Linked DNA regions of Homo sapiens: region 1 is linked to region 2. Evidence: chromatin contacts called from ENCODE Hi-C data. All regions are on one chromosome and are shown on one strand. Each heading gives the region's core, a stretch centred on a gene start or an enhancer-like site at or near the end of the contact. The rest is flanking DNA. Distances are from core to core; before and after follow the strand shown.

Region 1 (5,709 bases), core at 717-3,216, 250 kb after region 2:
AGATGAGCCCAGTTCCTCTCAGCTTCCCCCTCTGCATGAGCCAGCAGAATGCCTCCACACCCCCACCCCAGTCCCAGATTTTCCATAGCAGCTGAAGGAAGATTCATCAGCATGTCAGCACCAGATGTTTTCTGTTTTTTCTGTGGAAAGTAACCTGACCCCTTTCCCACCTGACGATCCCAGTCACAGCTGTCACAGTAACCAAGGACACAGCGCCTTTTTTTTGTTGTTTTTCTAAGAAAATACCAAGATGAAAATCAGGAAGAACAAGGGAAAGCCATCTCCTAGCTGTCGTGGATCTCTTAGAGCATAGGTGTGCCCTGTAACCTGGCAATGCACCCGGAAAACAAAGCGTGCGACCTCAAGGGTTATCACCTGCATTTTGCAGAAACCTAAGAGAAATCCACATCAGTTGCTTGGGAGAAAGTGTTTCCTCTTCATTACACAAGTTCTTCGTAGAAAATAATATATAATATTTCTTTATTTGGGTTTTCTTGGACAAATCCTCTATAGGGCAGCAGTTTCCCATGGCAGCTAGGCCAAGAGATTCCTGATCAGAGACTGCCATCTGCTGGATGAAGGGGATGGCCAGAGGCTTCTGTGCTTCGTTTTGTTTTGTTCTGAATTCTAAGAAACAAATTGCAGGGCAGATGGGGTCTGATTAATGCAGAAGGGAGTGCTTTTGGCATTGATTGACAAGGAAATTGGCTTTTCTGATGCAACCATAATGGATCAGCCATGGTTACGGCTTTCCCCTGTGTTAGCCCTCAGTAGGGTTATGTCTACCTCATTTGGCAGAAAGTTAAGGCTCAGCGAGGCTAAACCACAAATACAGAGTTACCCAAGTAATAAGCAATAGAACTGGGACTGGGACCTTGGACTATTAGATCCCAAAGATGCTTGATCATCCCAGAGTGAGTCAGAGGCAGTTAGAGGATGAGATTCTTAGGCAAGGAAGGAAGTGAGATGCTAGAAGGGTCGCAAGGAAGAAAAAGAGAGAAAGAAAGGGAAGAAGGTTGGTGGTGGGACCTAAGCTCCAAACACTCTCCGTCCTCACCAGGATGGCTCAGGATGAACCCAGAGCTCTCACATAGATGGACAGACTCACAATGGCCAGGAAGGAAAAAAAAGGATGAAGACCACAAGTAGGTATAACCATGCACTTGCAGAGAAGAGGGGGCATATTGGGCTGTGAGATTGTATAACCAGTGCATCAAGGGACACGGAATCAGTGGCACCATTTCCTGAGTCTGCAGTATAAAGGTTAGCTGGCTGCCCAAGGAGAAACACAGCAAGTCAAAGAGAGGTCAGAGGTTTCTCCCTGAGGTCTTTATACAGAGATCATGATGTAGCGTAGTCAAGGACAGCCTCACCGATGTCCTCATGGCGAGCAAAGTCATGCATTTTACAGGGCTCTGTCTTAGAATGTCCCTGCAATGTACATTACATTTTAGGAGCATTCAGGAAAAGTACTGCAATAAAAGAAAGCCATGTGGTCCCCAGAGCACTCTGATGATGTGGCTTAAGGCTGGGACCAAATGAACAGTATTGAACACTAGCAAATGCCTAGGTGCTTGTCTCCGTGAGTTTTCTTTGCGACGCATTTTGACAAGCGTGGGATAGCTCTGAGTTTGACATTTTATCTTCTGAGATGAAGCTGGAGAGAAGCCAGTCCAGGCATCCCGTGCTGCAGTGGCTTTTAGGGGAGCTGAGGACGGCAGTCTTCCTGTGTCCAGGCCCCCCAACCAACCTCCTCCACAGATGGGCAGAAGAATCTCAGTGAACTGCATTAAAATTGGTCTTTACCCCATGAAAGATTGGCAGTGGTGCAGGAAAAAGAACAAAGGGCCAAGCCTCAGTCTCCCCATCATCAAATTAGAAGAGTTAGCTAGATCCGTGATTTCAAACTTCCCTCAATCCAGCTCCCTGCTCAGCCCTGTCCCAGCCCGGCCCCAGAGTCCTTCCCTGAGTGCTGCAGCTGCAGCAGGACTGAGAATTCCCACCCTGAATGCTACAGCTGCTTCCCAAGTATGAAGCTGAACAAATGAATTTTCTCACCAACTTGCTCACATGTCTGACCTGACAGTGCACCTGTACCTCAGCTCCTCCTCTCTGCAGTCCGCCTAGGGCCCTCCCCACTACACTAAAGAGAGGCGTTACCTGTCCTAGGAATAGCACACTGTTCCCTGCTCTCCCCCCACCATGCCCCAGCAGCTTCCCAAGCTTGGCATTCCTACCAATTCATGTAAGCCAATCCCAAAGGACTCTATTTATAGTTTTCAAATATTGGCACATGAGCTGCTTCCAGCCTGCCAGGTACTTTCTGAGAAAGAACACAGTACAGCTCTCTCTTGCTCGCTCTGCCTCTCTCCCTCCTACCTCTCTCCTTCTGTGTGTGTCTCTCTCTCTCCCCAAATGCTGCTTTTAAGCCTATCAGCCCCTTCACCAGGGACTGTGAACACAAAGACCAATGCAAAAAACATCTTCAACTGAAGCCATTCCAAATTGGAAACAAGCCACCATCCATGGAGAGTTTGGGATGGTTTGGAAAAAAGTATTTTGCTATTGCCAAAGTTCTAATTCAGCATCCTTTGAAATCTTACATTCAAGAAGTAGTCCTTATATAACACAAATTTGGTGAGAACATTCCAATGCTCATCATTCAGGTGTCAGGAAAAGATCCAAATAATAAAAAACTTAAATGAGTCCTTATTTTTTTTTCCACTGGGGCACATATGGCATTCACATGTAAGAAACACTCATAAATGTGTGCCCAGTATTACCCACGACTCACTGGAACCCCAGGCCAGGGGTGGGGACCACAGACACTGAGTGATGGTACAGGAAGAGGAAAGGGGTAGGCCTCCTCCACTGGGCAATGGTTTACTTCTGTGACAACAGGGTCTCCATAGCACAGCATGGTGCCCAGCATGATGATGGGCATCGTTCCTGCACCCTGGGGTCCCCAGAGCTGTTTGGGGTCCCACTGATGGGATGCAAGTAGAGATACCGGACAAGAGCTGGAGTGAGCTGAGGCTGCTAATGTTGCCCCATGGCAGGCATCAAAAGTTTCTTCCTGCCCAGGCTGGGTTGGAGCAAGGAAGACCCTAAGCCTCCCCAGCATCTACCGTATTGTTAGATCTGGAAGTGGGAGCCCTCAGAGAGTATAACTTTGAACCCTATCACAAAATGCTGATATAAGACACAAACAGAGAGCATTCCCCTCTCTGTGCCTTGGCCCACACCTGGGATTGGTGGAGCCTCACATCTCTATGACCTTTAACCTTCACCATCACTGCAGTTGCCTGACTTCTCTTGTTGCCAGAACACACAGAGCTCATAACCAGGGAGCATTTGCAGGTATTTCTGCCTCTGTCTGGAATGCTCTGTCTCCTCTCCTTTTCACTCTGCCACCTGGCTCTCCCTGTTGGAAGGGCCACTATCTGAAACTGCCTTATGTCTTCATATGTTTCACGTGTGCAGCTGTCTCCCCTAGTAGAATGTAAGCTTCAGGGGACAAGGCACTGTTTTATTTATCACCATACCTCCTGCATTTAGCATGTTAATTAGTCATAGTATTTGTTCAATTAGACATGGCAAATTGATACTAGCTACTCTTTATTGAGTACCTATAATGTTGTCAGAGAGTTCACATGCCTTCTGGGAAGTTCCCAGAACAATTCCATGAGACACAAACCTCACACCCAGCTTCAGTCAAGCTGGAATACTATCATTAATATATGCAAATTCAGTAAAGGCAGCTTTATATGAAAGTAAGGTACCATTCCCTGAGCCTTCTAATGGGCCATCTGACCAGGGGAGCAGTGGGAGTAGAGAGAAGTGGGTGAGTCCCAGGGTCAGATGTGGAGGGTGAAGCATGTTCACATGTCTGTGCTCCTAGGAATGTACCCCTGCATCTGGGGTGATGCTTCAGCCTCACCCACAGTGCCCTACACACCTGTCATGCACCATTTACTGGAATGGGTTGTTAGGAGAACGTTCTGCACATTTACAGGGTTTAACCTTCATCCTGGAGAAAAATCACAGCCCTCAAGCTTCAAAGATTCTCATAGAAAATTTCTGGAAAATAGAGATCTCTAGAATTACAAGTCAGAATTGATGTGATTCTTCTGAGACTGAACTTGGAACCAATACAAATGAGAAAAAAGCAGAAAGAATGTGCGCCAGACCCACGTCTGCCCCACCCCCCGCCACTGCAGCCTTCTACTCCTCCCCACCCCGTCCTACAGAATCCAGTTCTGACCACCGCTGTCACTCAGCGTCTCTCCAGTTATCCCCAAGGGGCTCGTCAGTACCAGAGAAATGTAAACTAGAACCACGATCCAGTGCCCCTTTGAACCATCAAACTGGCAAAATATAAAAAATAAGAAACCAAGCATTGGTGAGGATGTGGAGCAGTGGAAACCCCCCTACACTTCCAACTGGAAGGTAACGTGGCCCAACCACCTGGAAAATCAATTTGACAAAATTTAACAGAACAGAGCATATACAGACTCTACAACACAGTCATTCCACCCAAAAGAGACAAGTGCCCATGTGCTTGGGAGACGGCCAGCTGTGCAGAATGGCTCTCTGCCCACTGGAAACCAAGGAGGGAAGGCAACAGCCAGCACTCCCTCGGGAGTACAATTAATAAACAGGTTGTGGTATCTTCTTCGCACATGAAATATCATAGAGCAATACCAGTAAATGAACTCACCACATCTGCAGGCTTAAGAAAAATCATAAGACCAAACCAGAGAAATTAATAAACTACAGTTACATCAACAAGTTACAATGTTTCAAACACATACTATTGCCTGAATAAAAAGTCAGTTTCAGAATGGTGGACACATTGTAATTCCATGTACATAAATTTCACAGTAGGCTCCACTAAGCAACTAAGCAATGCATTGTTTTGAAGAGTGGATGTCTGAGATTAGACTATAAAGCAAAGGAATGTGATTAACATGAAATCCCAAGCAGGGGTCCTCTGGGGTGGGAGAGGAGGAGGCATCTAGAACACCTGGGGAAAGGTGTGCAGAGATATTTAAGGGTATTGTGTGGGGAATTCTATAGGAATTATTTGCGTTAATTATTATTATTAATATTCTTTAAAATGTACAATATGTTTATATAGTCTTTACTCTTTAGAAGACATTTCACAATTTAGGGAATTAAAAATACAAAAGTAATGAGTCCTTCATGTTACGACATTCCTGACATAAGCATAACACACTATAAGTAGATCCGTAAGACTCAATGACTAATTTTCCCCTTCTAAAAGAAGGAAATTAAGAATAAAGACTAAAGGACAGGGATGGAAATTATACCTGCATACAGATCTCTAATCCCAATCTTGCTCTGTTACACAGAGATTATTTTACCTTTTAGCCCCATTTGCCATTTTTACTTAGTACTTGTGTTGCTCTATTCGAGTTCATATTCTTGGCACTCAGAATGTTTTCTGGCATGAAAGTTGGAGAAACTTGGGTAACCTTTCAGAGAGTCTCCTGAGCTCGACATATCAAACTTAACTGCCAGGATATTTTTAAATTATCTGCTGTGATTCATGGAAGTCAGCTCCTATGGCCGGCCACTGAGCATTTTGTTGACAATGATTTGCTCCTCTGGGCCAGGCTCTGGGAGGACACTTGTTTCAGGAAAGGAAGGAAGCCCAAGACACAAAGCCTACAGATTAAAAGCCAG
Region 2 (6,401 bases), core at 2,193-4,692:
AATTTATAAAAATGCATCCACTTTGCTGTTACTACTAATTTTGCAATTGGTATACTTGTTTCTTTACAGGCAATGTTTATTTTATCTTCCATTGTTTTTGAGATCTTATCTTTGCCTGTGATATTCTGTGTGTCCAGCTGTGATTGTCTTTTTTTTTTCTTTTTATTCATTCTCCTTGGAATTCATTATACTCTCTAAATCTGAAAATTTTTGTTCTTCATTAATTCTAGACAACTCTCATTTAGCACTTTTACTATTGCCTCCTCTCATGCTCCTTATGTTTAAAGATCCAATTAGATGAATATTTGCCCCCTTACTATTTTCTATGTCTCTTAATCTCTCCTTTATACTTCCATATTTCCTCTTTTCTCTACATGTGTCCAACTCCTGGTAAATGTTTCAGGTCTATTTTCTAGTTACTGATTCTTTTTCATGTATCTCTTACCTGCCACTGAACACATCATTGGTGAGGTATTTAATTTTAATGACTTTTTTTTTTTATTTTAGCCGCTACATTTGGTTATATTCTAGTCTTCCTAGCATATTTTGGAGCATATTATTCTTTTTCATCTTGTATTTCTTTGAAAAATCTAAATAATTTTTTTTGTGCTCTATGATTCTGTTACCTGAAGATCCTGGTTTCTGCTGGCTTTCTCGTGGTGGCTTGTTTCTTTGTGTACTTGGTGATTTTCAAATGTGAGCTTATATTTCATGTTTTTCTGGATTTTATTTGCTGGAATCCTGGAAAGCATGGGTTGAAGGAGCAAACCTTCAGAAAGTCAGAGCCAAATACAGTTTGTTTCTGCCAGTTACCCTAAGGCATTCTTACCCATGTGTGACTACATAATGTTAATTTCTAGGATTGGTATTCTCTGTGCCATGAAAGTAATGTAAATCTGAATTCCTGGGGACATGGAAAGCCTATGATTTAGAAGTTTTGAAGAGAGAGTATTATTTTTTCAATGAAAGCACAGGTTAAGACAAACAAGTGCCAGTACAGTCCAGGGCTGAGTCAATCCCAGAGCCCGCAGATGAGTCAACTCCATCTAGCAGTAATCCAGATGCTCTGCCGCACACAAGGAAGAGAGAGAGAGACATGAAGAAATCAGGCATAGACTCTAACCTTTAAGAACTCACATAAAAGTGAGGCTGATGGAAATGTACACCGCTAGTAGTGATGCAAGGATTTAAGATTCACCCTCTGTGGCAGCATAAGCAAAAGTCTACCTGTGGCTGATTAAGGAAGCAGTGAAGCAAAAATCTAAGCATGTGGTATTTGCACTGAACCTTGAAAAATGGCGACCATATTCACAGGCCCCCAGAAATGAAAAGGCATTCTAGATACAGGAAAACATCAGCAAAGCATGGACGGCGAGGCCATGTGGTGGATTTTAGAGGTAGAGCCTGAAGTAAAATGAGAGTTGCACAGGAATGTCATGAGAGCCAAGATCAGAGCAGTCTTGTGCTTTACCTGCCATCTAAGGCATGTAGATTTCACTAAGTAAATAAAAGTGAGCCAACACAAATCTACAACCAGTGAACTTTCATGTCAAATCCTCCTACATATCCATAAACAGCAACCATTCTACCCTGTTCCTCAACCTGAGCCTTAGTTGGTTTTAGATGGTACCAAAACAAGTCGTTTGATAGAGCAATATTCAGTAAACTTTTTAAAACATAAATATGATGTGAACAATTCAAATTACGTTGACATTTTTCCTGAGTTTCCATGTTTGGGGCAATCTTTAAGTAACCTACAAGTGTTTGATATCATGATACATCCAGCTTATGTTTATATTAAATCAAAATGGACAGGAGAGGAAAAAATGTTAAGGATCCCAGTGTTTGATGTACCTAATGCAAATGATTTATGTCAATGTCATAACTTTGTAAGTAGACCCTCCTATGAGCACTTTTCTACATTTCTGTGGACAGCCAGTCAGAATAGACTAAGGGGTAGCTCTATCTACTAGGAACATTCGCCCACTAATATCTTCAATAGGACGTAAAAGATAGGTAAACAGAGGCCATAGAGCAAGGCTGTGTCAATAAAGCAAAGGATTGTAAAGTTAGATTTTTAGAGATGTTAAGTGGCTGAAAGAAAAGGCTGAAACTAGTGAGGCAGTGTTTCATGGGGTAAAAACATCTACCTTTGATTCTCTCACTTCAACTAGACCCAAGCAGAAGGGAACTTATTTAAACAGCAGTTCATGGAAGAAAAGCCATCATAGGCTACATCATCAACTCAAAAATGACATACCCGTGAAAGCTCTGCCTAAACATCTAAACTCAACATAGGCAGCTTTAATGTAAATGAATAGTGGAAACCTAAGGATACGATGTTTTGTTGCACTTGCCATTGGATTACTGTGCTTGACTTTGAGTCACTGCAAACTGCCATGTGTTTAGAGGTGATCCTGGATGTTGCAGGGGTCCAAGACCCAGGAGATCCTGGATAATTTAAGTGGCAAGTAGCAGACTTCATGGAGGACATTTAGTGTAAGAAAGGAGAAAACTTAGGTCCAACATGTAGAAGTTTCAAATAGAAAAGTTTTGATGTGTCACAGCAGGAAGTAAAAAAGTATCACTTCCACTCTAGGAGGATTTCCTATCAATTTGAGCTCTTCTAGTTTAATCACAGATTTTGTAAAATAATGAGGTCTGCAAAGGAATTTAAACAGGGACTACGCAACCACTTGATGGGATATTGGGAATATCTACATCGTGCTGGACAAAAATATAAATGGTTCCTTGTGTGGCTTTGGAACCCAGATTCTCCTGCATCATCATTCTACATTGGTGCCATGAGGGCCAGACACTCTCACAACACTGCCCTTCTTGCTGAAAATATCAGTAATCTCCTTCAAACAGATAACTTGACTTCACCAGACTTTTTTCAGCACTTGGCAGCTATATAAACTTTTTATTAGTCCATTTATTGTTTATTTTGCACTGTTTTGTTTTAAGCATAAAGGGGTGAAGTACTAAAATATGTTTAGGGCCCATATCCCATTAAATCACAGATACTCAGTATGGCTGAGCAAATGTTTACTTCCCAGGGTCAGCCTAAACAAAACGAAAACAGCAGTCCCAAATATTTCCTTTGCAGAATAATCACAAAGGCTGTCTCTCCTGAAATCTTAATCCTAATCTTAAATATTTGCTGTCCTAAAATGAGGAAAGTCCTGTCAGTAATTGTATTATCTGTTCTTCTTCATGCTCATCATAAATGCCAAAGGGTAATTCTTCCTAGAAAAATCAATCTTTAGTGATAACACGCAATGTGTTTTTAATTAATGAAGCTGCTTGATGCTGGCAGACTGGAAGTATCTTATCATCACATGCTGGGGAATTCACACAGGGTCCTGTCTGTGCATGCCGATCCCTGGAGCCAAAGAAAAATCTCCTGTCATTAAATCCTCTGCTGAACTAGCCTACATACTAAATAGGCAGAGGATCACGCCAGCCATCATGCTGGATAAGTGTATCAAGATATAACGCATGCCAGAAGCTGATGAAATACTTTGGCAAGAGCAGTGACCAGTTTTGTTATAATAAGTTGTGGTTTATCTCCAGTGTGGAGGGGAGAAAACTCATTTATGATTGCTCAATATTCTTGAGCAAAATACGACTGTCATCTGAATCCAGAGTAGAAGAGAGGATTTTTGTTTCTTTGTTTCTACGTTTATTTTGTTTTTAAGAGGAAAAGCAGCTTCTCAGTTGATGGGCAGTGGGAACAACACTGGATTTGTGAAGAGGGCTCACTGTGATTGAGTCACTTCACTTTTTTCCTTGCTCCTATACTTGGTACAAGTCCCCTACCCTCTCCAAGACTCATTTCCTCCTTTCTAAAATGAGGACAAGAGCACCCACTTCAGGATGAACACACAAGTTAAAGCGTTGAAGCACATTGTAGGCTATACAGATAAAGACATTGTTATTCTTTCTAGAAATAATAATTATTTGTTTCTTACAGACTCCACTAAAGTGAGAGTTGGAACTAAACATTCTCCAACATTCCTTTTAAAAAATTATCAAATTATTAGTTTTTAATTCCAAAATTTTAGGTTTTAGTTTGTAGGCCTGATTAACAAAAGCTACTTTTATTTATTTATTTATTTTTTTCCGTGTGTAGCCAAAATTGAATGTAGGCATGAAATGCAGGGAATTTTTGGATAATGGGACAGAGAGGTATTTATTGTTTCAGAAAGCACTTCCTGAAAACATTTATAACCAAAGAGCCAATAAAATGATCGGTTCAGAGATAAGTATACTGGAAGGAAATAATGACCATTGCAACACATGGCTAAACACCCTGGAATCATTCTTCCTTGTATTATTAAGCATAATTTTTACATTAACACAGAGTCAAAATAAAAGTTCCCTGCTGTGCTTACACAATACTCTGCAGCTGAGCAATAAGAACTTCGAGTGAAGTAAGGAGCAATTAGAGCAAAAGACAACTCAAACTAATTATTTTTAATCATATAAGTATAGCTTAGATCGACTCACCTGTAAAACAGGATAATTACCTAGGTATTGGATACTCTTTAAATGTTTGTAGGATTAAATTGACATTTCAGTTATAAGCTATTATTGAGTATTGGAACCAAACAAGCATGGAATACAATAGGGATAAATCAAATAATGTAACTACAGATAAATTATAATATAATAGAAGGATAATATTATTACAATATTATAACAATTATATCTACAGATCAAGGAATTTTGTAAAGATAATTGAGACAAACCAGATGGAAAAAACTTGTAAAGATGCTAAAAAACAAACAAAAACATATTGCCCTTGCTCACTTTCTTGGGCCCAGTATAGAAAAGACTAACTTCTGTATAATTTCCACCTTAGTTTCTAGGTGAAACAGTTGAACTACTGACCTCTGTGTAATTATTTCGTAATCTGCTTCCTCTTCATGAAACGTTTAGTCCAAATCTCTGTATGACCAAGCTTTTCCCATCTTCCAAAGCCCAGATGAAAGAGGTCATCCACAGAACTCCCCTGTTCCTCTACTCCACCATATTTCTCTCTCCTGCAAAGGAGTTCTCTCTAGCATTGACCTTGCAGTGGTCTATTCCATGAGGGCCAAATCTAAAGCATAGAGTCATGCACCACACAATGGTGTTTCCATCAACAACAGGCTGTGTATTCAACAGCTGTCTCATAAGATTATAATGAAGCTGAAAAATTCCTACTGCCTAGTGATATCATAGTGCAATGCATTACCCGGGTGTTTGTGGTGATGCTGGTGTAAACAAAACTACTATGCTGCCAGTTGTTTAAAAGTATAGTGCATACAATTATGTACAGAATATATTACTTGGTAAGATAATAAGTGACTATGTTACCACTTTATGCATTTAGCATACTATATTCTTGTTGATATTTTTATTGTATTTTTATACTCATAAAAAAAGTTAACTGTAAAACAACCTCAGGCAGGTCTTAGACATTGTCATCATAGGAGATGGCAGCTCCATGCACGTTATTACTCCTGAAGACCTCCCAGTGGGACAAGCTGTGGAGATGGAAGACTGATATTGATGATCCTGACCCTGTGTAACCCTAAGCTAATTTATGTGCTTCTGTCTTAGTTTTGGACAAAAATGTTTAAAAAGTAAGAAAAATAAAAATAGATACATGCCTATAGAATAAGGACATAAAGAAAGAATATGTTTTTGTAGCAGGTATATAATGTGTTTTTATTTTAAGCTACGTGTTATTGCAAAAGAGCCAAAAAGTTTAAATAATTTAAAAGTTTATAAAGTAAAATGTTGCAGTAGGCTAAAATTACTTTGTTACTGAAGAAAGAAAAAATACTCTTTTGTAAATTCAGTGTAGCCTAAATGCACAGTGTTCATAAAATCTATCATAGTGTTGAGTAATTGACTCACTGGGCTTTCATATTCACTCACCACTCACTCACTGACTTACCCAGGGCAACTTCCAGTTCTACAAACTCCATTCATGGTAAGTTCTCCATATATATGCACCCTTTTAAAAAATATTTTATCCTCTATTTTTACTTTACTTTTTTGATGTTTAGATATCTTTAGATACAAAAGTATGGAACCATTGTGTATACTCGTCTACGGTATCAAGTTCAGTGACATGCTGCACAGGTTTGCAGCCTAGGAGAAACAGGCTATACATATAGCCTAGCTGTGTAGTAAGCTCTACCATCTGGGTTTGGGTAAGTACAGTCTATGATGTTCACACAAGACAAAATTGCCTAATAGTGCAATTTTAATTTCTTAGAATGTATCCCCATTGTTAAGCAATGCACGACTGTATTCACACTTATATTTCCTGGTATCTTCCAACAGTGCTTACTTATGTCTGGTGTGGCCCACATAAAATTGATCAAATGACAAAAGAGTGATAC

What was found. A loop is a pair of places that touch in the nucleus more often than their neighbours do. Pooled maps may share reads with other maps.
Region 1: a loop to region 2 is called in a map of IMR-90, with 4 times the contacts of the local background. The contact joins two enhancer-like sites. A Hi-C loop is called at or near these places in 3 of 168 maps with a recorded cell type or tissue (Caco-2, GM12878 and IMR-90), 8 of 37 single-sample maps with no recorded cell type and 7 of 50 pooled maps.

Annotation. Positions count from the first base shown.
Region 1 is chr7:47,179,830-47,185,538 of GRCh38, forward strand. No RefSeq gene overlaps it. Among named protein-coding and RNA genes, the nearest start is that of SNORD151, 280 kb to the right of the region's middle. Within about 2 kb of position 1,967, at least 6 of the 41 ENCODE cell types and tissues checked have a DNase peak (open chromatin) inside an H3K27ac peak, as active enhancers do.
Region 2 is chr7:46,929,474-46,935,874 of GRCh38, forward strand. The region is part of intron 1 of LOC124901626 (a long non-coding RNA gene); the gene reads right to left. Among named protein-coding and RNA genes, the nearest start is that of SNORD151, 530 kb to the right of the region's middle. Within about 2 kb of position 3,443, at least 10 of the 41 ENCODE cell types and tissues checked have a DNase peak (open chromatin) inside an H3K27ac peak, as active enhancers do.